2 separate regions of the Mus musculus genome follow, and region 1 is linked to region 2. A link is a contact called in ENCODE Hi-C or POLR2A ChIA-PET data. All regions are on one chromosome and are shown on one strand. The core of a region is the stretch at or near the end of the contact, and the rest is flanking DNA. Distances in the headings are between cores, read along the strand shown.

Region 1 (4,031 bases), core at 1,077-3,576, 140 kb after region 2:
TTTTTTTTTGTCATCTTGCAACCAGAAATTTGATTTCTCAGCCTTCAGTTTTTATTTCAGAAATACTTCAAATATAGACTTTCCTCCACATTGTCTCCTTTGAAACTCCCTTTGAAATTCTGAGGTTCCTGCAAGAGAGCCCCAACCTTATACATTCTGTCTTCATCAGCAGTGTTGTTAATATTTCTGCAAGATACTTAAAGCCTAGGTAAAAATTACAATAACAGAATAGTTAATATTCTTGATCTTCTGATGGTTCTTGGGCCAGAGAATAATCAGCTCATGTACTTGCACAAATATTTAAAGGCTGTCACAACAGTCCTAGTGGGATTTCCATGGACTAAGACCCTGAGCTCCGGCAGTAAAGGACATTAAGGCAGGAAGTTCAGGAGACATGAGCCTGAAACCTTCACCTCAGTCTCAACTCCAAGGTCTAGTTCATGGTTTTGACGGATTGAAAGTCAAGGGTCAGTAGAAACGTCTCAAACAAGAGTAGCAAGGCAACTTACAAGCTGCTTAAGGACAAACACGTGACTTTGAGCACAAATGCCAGCCCTCCCCTCTCACCCCTAAACAGTATGTCTCTCATAAACAACCCTGGGAGTTCATTCCCCAAAGGAAATTCTTGAAGAGAAAGAAGTAACCTCTCATAAAATGTAATTAATTATTGACCTGCTTTATTAAAATTTAAACATGAAACATGGTTGAAGTTCAAGTGCAAGTTCAAAACTCATCACACACACACACACACACACACACACACACACACACACCTGCAGTGCTAGATTTGAACGTAGACTCAACTCATGCTAGACAGGCACTTTACTACCAAGACTCAGGACCAGTGTTTTCTGCACCATTTTTATTTGGAGACAGTATCTTATGAAGTTTACTTACTCTACCGTCCAGGCTTGGTTTGAGCTTGGATCATCGATCAAGTAGCTAGGGTTACAGTTTGGCGCACCAGGTCTAGCCAATTAAATGTTAAGACAGAAGCACAAACCTTTTACTGAGACACAGGCACCTACCCACTCTCATTTTTCTCCTTAATAAACAACTTTTCTTCATATTGCTTGAACTTCTCTGTAGCATAAATTGAGATCCCTGCCTCACAAGTGTAGGAATCTCCAGAAAGAACTTCGGCTGTGTGGTTACTGCATTGAGCCATATGTTCGGCGACATAATCACACTACACCCTGTCTTAGCATTCCCCATAATGGACTGGCTTTTATGCCTCCCTTCTACTTGAGTATCATGTTCCCTCTTTTTTTTTTTTTTTTTCTCTTCTTCTTTTGACATGTTATCATTTCCTAGCCCAAGGTGACCTCAAAACTCACAGCAATCCTCCCTCCCTAAGGAGGGAATTACCAGCAAGTTGCCACCATGCCCAGCGGTGAGCACATTTATTTCCAGACATGTTCCATGGATAAAGCCCCGGAAAGAACATTTCTCTAACACATCTGCAGAGACATCTACTAGACTAGCTATGTTAAGAGATTGGAAACTGTGATTCCAGCTTTCTAATGTTATAATTAAGGGTTCGGCACCGTGTCTGCTCCTCTAGAGGGAGATAAGACATAGGAAGTGGGCTATGGATGGTGTTCAGTTGGAAAGGAGTAGCAAACTTCTTCGACAATAGCCCTGAGACTGGCTGATTTGACCACGTAGGTGCCATGGGTAAGATGTTTATAACCGCATCCGAAGCCCTTCTCTTGAGATTCAGGCGGGGGAATAGCGAGCCTCTCACATGCTCTGTGGAGTGTTTATTAGGTCATGCTCCCTTCAAGCAGGCCTCACCTTGGAGTTTTGGGATAATTCTAGGAACACCGTCTAATTCCACAGTGAGACAGTCAAGACATCTGTGTTACTTCCATCACGTATATAAATAATTTCAGTGAGAATTAGGGCCTGCATAATTGATTTTCTTCACTAAATAGAAGCCACATATGTAGAAGACCCCTCCCAAGATGTTGGATACATTTTCTACTAAAAGTTACTTTTGAGTTAGCAAAGAAAAGAGAAAGTTTTCTTCTTCCTTTTGAATTTGATTGAAAATCAAGGACTTTTCCCACTAGTTCTGGCATGCAGGTACATTTGTCAACAAAGGGTAAAAAGTCGCGTGGAATCTAAGTCCCCGTGGGTCACCTGGTGTCATAACCTGAGCAATTCTGCAGTGAGCAGATATGCAAGATTCTACTTTTGGGGGGAAAAGAAACACAAATGCCCCTCCTCCGGGGGCGGGGGAGGCACCTGGGGATGCACCAATCACAGCGCGCCCTGCTCTATATAAGCGCCCCCCCCCCCCGCACGCCCCCACTACCCCATCACTGTTGGCTCTCCTTTAGTTTTCACTTGGTGTAGTTCTTGTCCAGCTCTTGACCATGTCGGAAACGGCTCCTGCGGCCTCAAGTACCCTTGTTCCAGCTCCTGTGGAGGAGAAACCTTCATCTAAAAGGCGAGGGAAAAAGCCTGGCCTGGCCCCTGCTCGCAAACCTCGGGGTTTCTCAGTTTCCAAGCTGATTCCTGAGGCCCTTTCCACATCGCAGGAACGGGCAGGAATGTCCCTTGCTGCCCTGAAGAAAGCCCTGGCTGCGGCTGGTTACGACGTGGAGAAGAACAACAGCCGTATCAAGCTGGCCCTCAAGAGACTTGTGAATAAAGGAGTCCTGGTGCAGACCAAGGGCACTGGCGCCTCAGGCTCCTTCAAGCTCAGTAAGAAGGCGGCTTCTGGGAACGACAAGGGCAAGGGCAAGAAATCTGCTTCTGCCAAGGCTAAGAAGATGGGCTTGCCCCGGGCCTCGAGATCTCCCAAGAGTAGCAAGACCAAGGCTGTCAAGAAGCCAAAGGCTACGCCCACAAAAGCTTCTGGGAGCGGAAGGAAGACCAAAGGGGCCAAGGGCGTGCAGCAACGTAAAAGCCCCGCCAAAGCCAGGGCAGCAAACCCCAATTCTGGGAAGGCAAAAATGGTCATGCAGAAGACCGATCTGAGGAAGGCAGCAGGGAGGAAGTGAGTTTCAAAGCCAGTTTTCAAAAACCCAAAGGCTCTTTTAAGAGCCACTTACATACTTCTTAAAATGGCCAAACACTTTGAACCAAAGTTAAGGTGGGCAGTTACTTCAGGTCGACCTGTCGTTGAAACCCTAGAGTAGAATCCTAGGGTCCCTATGTGTAGAATATTTCCAAATTTGGTTGTGTATTTGTGGCTTTACGCCAGAATAAAGGTCACCATTGAAACACACAATGTCTTTTATTCTAGAATAAAAGTCACCATTGAAATACACAATGGATGTATTTCATTCTAGAAACACCCTCATATCAAAGGAGATAGAGATAACGCCAGTAGGAGCTTCCACTCTGAAAAAATACTGAACTTACTCTTTCAAACAGCAGTAACTGGCATCCAGGCTTTCAAAGGACCACTATGAACCCAGATATTCAGTGCTTAAGCTAGAGGTTATATTTATTTTTCTTGAGTTGTATTTTTAGGATTTCCTCAGTGATGGATAAAAAAATAAAGCAAGCAGTTAGCAAAAAAACAGAACAACAACAACAACAACAACAACAACAAAACCCTAAAGTTTTTGCAGTTGTGCGATGTGTCAACAAAGATCTAATTTTGTTCTACTTTTAGAAAATAGTTCAATACTATTGATCTAACAGTTATTTTTGAAATGTTTTATGTATTTTATGAGAATAGCATGTAGGCTTCAGGAGAATGACAAAAACCATATTAAAAATTAAGGACTTCTTTATGAAAATGTTAGGGTTTGAGTTCAATGCCCCAACATAACAAAAAAAAGCACTGGGGAAGTCTGGGCTGAAGAACATAAACAAAACAAACAAAAAACAAAAATAACTCATCTTTTAAAGTGATCAAGTTTTATGGAGTGCCACAAATATTAAATTCACATTAAACTATTTTAGGCATTGGTATGAGGAATGACAAAAGATCATAGTAAGGTGGCTTGAGAGATTGTTCAGTCAAGAACACTTAATGCTTTAAAAGAAGTTTGTATATCAGAATACACAAC
Region 2 (3,957 bases), core at 1,287-3,786:
CAAAAAAACAAAAGTAACTACCATGTACTCAGGATGTGCTTATCCCAATTACCCCACAGAACTTTTCTATGCTTCTTTCCAGAAAATCACCAGTCCTCACCCCACTCACTCTGTACATACCAGAATGCCAAAACTAGTGTGAGTACAGTGGGGTTAAATAGCACAGTGGATTCCTCTCCCCCACCCAAGGAACTCAAAGGTCACTTAAGGGAAACTAAGTTCAGGCTGTGAAGTGTGACATGACATCAGCTCAGCATATTCCTTCCTGCTGCCTAGTAAGTACCCCAGTGAAGCAGCCATATCCCAATTGCATTGACCTTGCCCTGAAACTTGTTGAGCACAGTTTCAGTTATCTAGACTGTAGATGGGGATGTATTTGCACATTGGAGAATGGGCTTTTCTAAAAAATCGAGGACTTAGAATACTCCTCAAGTATGCAAGATGCTATTTAGCTTCCACACACAGTTAAAAGGTGTTACAGAGGGGAGAGAGAAGTGGGAGGGGGGTTTTTAAATATTTAAAGGCTCCCATTTTAGAAAATGAACTTAATACATACTCTTTTGTACTTGGATGTGAGTTCCAAGTTGCCAGTATCTTCATGTAATGTCAACAGAAAGGGATATAAAATTGATAGCTCTAATTTTTATAGATATTTTGAGCACATTTGTCTTAAATTTGTCTTCTTCCCCATCTATTATGATTGTTTTCCTGTTACTTATTATTTCAGCCTAAAGTTGCCTTCTTCTCTTTATATATTTCTTTTCTTGCTACCTATTTATTAGCCCTATTATTTTCCTTCTGAAACAGTGCTTGGTTTCTTCATGTAGCCATAGCTGTCCTGGAACTTGCTCTGTAGATAGTCCTTAATTTCAGAGATCTACCTGCTTCTGCCTCCCAGGTACTCGGATTAAAGGCATGGACCACCACAACCAGGTTGATTTTTATTTTATACAACCACCCTTTCCTGTAGATTTGAAAGTCTCTAGGTATTAGAATACCCAAGAATGTGTCTCCCTGTAGAATACCTCATGAGGCTGTAATCTCTCACCTGTTACTATAGTAATGGTGTGCATTTGTGTGTATGTGTGTATATTTGCTTATCTAACACAAAATTGAGAGAAGAGGACGAAGCCATAAGTTTCACTGTTCTCACACCTCTTAGGGATTTTTATCGCCTGTTTTTAATCTCTACAAAATAGTACAAGCCTTACTACAGAGAATAATCTGCTGTTTTTCAGGATGTAATTATATTTTGGAGTTAAGACCAAAACCACATTTGTGATATTAGCCTCCACAGTCATGAGTGGGAATGAGTGAAGCTTCTTATGGTTTCAAGTTTGTAGTCCCATGGTTGATCCCTTTTCCAGAAACTTTATTCTTGCTGCAGTTATCATAATGATAACTGACTATGAAATGTTTAAGTCCTTTGGTGGATACCACCTGCTAATTCTTTTGTTTGTGACAGACTATATTATATATGTAATATATGTAATGAGGTCAGCAGCTATCATGGAAATTAAAAAACAGATTTTCTTTCACATTCTGCTTGTTTTTAATAATGAAATTCAAATCATTTTAAAACTGGAAATATGCAGAAAACTGTTGTGATAAGTGTTGGCAAGGGGAAACAGCTGCATAACACAGGTCCTGAAACACGGCATATAACACAGCTGTAAACTTTGTACTCTAAACACGGAGTGAGTTGCTAAGTCAGGTTATATCTCACTGTTCTTCAGCTCCCAGTTGCTAAACTTCTGTTCCTTCTTGACCTAGGTATCTTTTTTCTGTACATGTGATAGTTGGTGTACATTTCTCTATCAAATCTGAAAAATATGTGCTTTCAGCTTTTGATCTACAATAGGGATGGCACAGACTCATCACGTCTCCAGAAAATGGCTAAATCACTAAAACAGGAAAACCGAAGGGGAATTACACACTGGTATCTCAAATATCATTAAAAAATCCAATCGATATTTTCTACAATAATCATTCCCCCGGTATGCACTGCTTTCCCATCTAGTGCCAATTCCTACAGCTTGGTGCAGATAGCCCTGGAAGCTTGTGTTGTTGCTTTCTCGAAAAACTCAAATTTCCCTATGTATTTCCGTGAAAACAAGTTATTTCATAGAGTCCTGAAATGATAAGAATGTGAGGAACCATGTCCTGAAACAAAAGTTTGCTAATGACCGCGAGAGAAGTAGTATTTTTAAGGAAAACCTTAAAGTTGTCCCAATTTTCGTCAAGTTTGAAAGAGAGTTGGGGCAATCAGAGAAGTTTCAGGGTGCCGATTTTGAACATAGGTGCACAAATTAAGGCAAGAATGTAGCCTACAGGCTCTCGGATCAGTTTCCCCCAAGTCCCTAATTATTTCGTGCCCATATTTTTTATATTTTTATACTTTTTTGAGGGGCAACAAACACAGCCACAAGGCAAAGCTGAAGATCCTTTCTCTGGCAACGCGGCGCACGGCGCACGGCGCAGGGAACCAATCACCACGCAGCTTCTCTCTATATAAACCCAGAGCCTGCAGCACTGGGAACAACCTTCTCTGACTGTTTGTGCTTACTTTTTGCTTTACTAGTAAAGCTTAGAACATGTCCGAGACCGCTCCCGCGGCGCCTGCTGCCCCTGCACCTGTGGAGAAGACACCTGTGAAGAAGAAGGCGAAGAAGACCGGCGCCGCTGCTGGGAAGCGCAAGGCGTCCGGACCCCCGGTGTCCGAGCTCATCACCAAGGCTGTGGCCGCCTCCAAGGAGCGCAGCGGCGTGTCCCTGGCTGCGCTCAAGAAGGCGCTGGCGGCCGCGGGGTACGATGTGGAGAAGAACAACAGCCGCATCAAGCTCGGGCTGAAGAGCCTGGTGAGCAAGGGTACCCTGGTGCAGACCAAGGGCACCGGCGCCTCCGGCTCCTTCAAACTCAACAAGAAGGCGGCTTCCGGTGAGGCTAAGCCCAAGGCTAAGAAGGCAGGCGCGGCCAAGGCCAAGAAGCCTGCGGGAGCAGCCAAGAAGCCTAAGAAGGCGACTGGTGCTGCCACACCCAAAAAGACGGCCAAGAAGACTCCGAAGAAGGCGAAGAAGCCTGCGGCGGCTGCCGGCGCCAAGAAAGTTTCCAAGAGTCCCAAGAAGGTGAAGGCTGCTAAGCCCAAGAAGGCAGCAAAGAGTCCAGCCAAGGCCAAGGCTCCCAAGGCTAAGGCTTCCAAGCCTAAAGCTTCTAAGCCGAAGGCCACCAAGGCAAAGAAGGCTGCCCCTCGCAAGAAGTAGAGTGGTGCGTCCTGCTTTGAAAATCTCAAACGGCTCTTTTCAGAGCCACCCACAACCTCATTCAAAAGAGCTGAGCCTTTTTCTGGTTTTCTCATGGTATGTCCGCTGACTCTGGCTATGTGTTCCGAAGCAGATCAATTCTGTGCACTTTGTTATGGGTACATTTAGGAGCATCTATAAACTCTAGTTGAGCGATAGATTGTATCATTTTCAGCTCTAGCTGGACTTCTGGCCGGCAGTTTTTTGCTTCTGTGTGTGCTCCACACACGTGTTCATATTCCAAGAGTTTGGCGGGAAGTCCTTTCTAATGTCGCCTAGGCGTGATAAGGCATTAGGGGGGTTCTCTAGGAAGCTACTCTCACAATAGTGGCTACAGGCTGGAGCCTCTGTTTTAAGTTTTCCAATCCGGCTACACAAGGTGGTTTTGAGAATTAACCAATCAAGCCGTACTTTCAGTCATGGGTGTTGCACCAATCAGAGATTGTGATATTAAGATTTACATTTACGTACTGGGACGCTGGCGTTTTTTCTCTGTCCCCGCCCCTTTGTTCACTTCAGAGCTCTGGAATTCCGTCCTAAGAATTTTTAATTGTGTTTTCCGAGAAATTGAAAGCGCTCCTATTTCCTCCAAACTTAGCCACCTTCGCAGTTTTTAGGCACTGATCACATTGCCACTATAAGTGTGGAAGCTTTTTTA

What was found. Hi-C counts contacts between places; a loop is a spot of excess contacts on that map. ChIA-PET counts read pairs that join two places held with the same protein, here RNA polymerase II (POLR2A).
Region 1: a loop to region 2 is called in a map of v-Abl transformed pro-B cells, with 3 times the contacts of the local background. The contact joins the promoter of H1f6 here to the promoter of H1f3 in region 2. A Hi-C loop is called at or near these places in 3 of 37 maps with a recorded cell type or tissue (Patski, heart and v-Abl transformed pro-B cells). POLR2A ChIA-PET finds 5 or more read pairs at or near these places in 4 of 5 experiments (Patski and embryonic stem cell).

The regions. Positions count from the first base shown.
Region 1 is chr13:23,693,485-23,697,515 of GRCm38, forward strand. H1f6 (H1.6 linker histone, cluster member) reads left to right here and starts at 2,327. Exons shown (of 1, transcript NM_010377.3): 1 at 2,327-3,061. The coding sequence starts at 2,382. The coding sequence ends at 3,011.
Region 2 is chr13:23,552,496-23,556,452 of GRCm38, forward strand. H1f3 (H1.3 linker histone, cluster member) reads left to right here and starts at 2,537. Exons shown (of 1, transcript NM_145713.4): 1 at 2,537-3,312. The coding sequence starts at 2,595. The coding sequence ends at 3,260.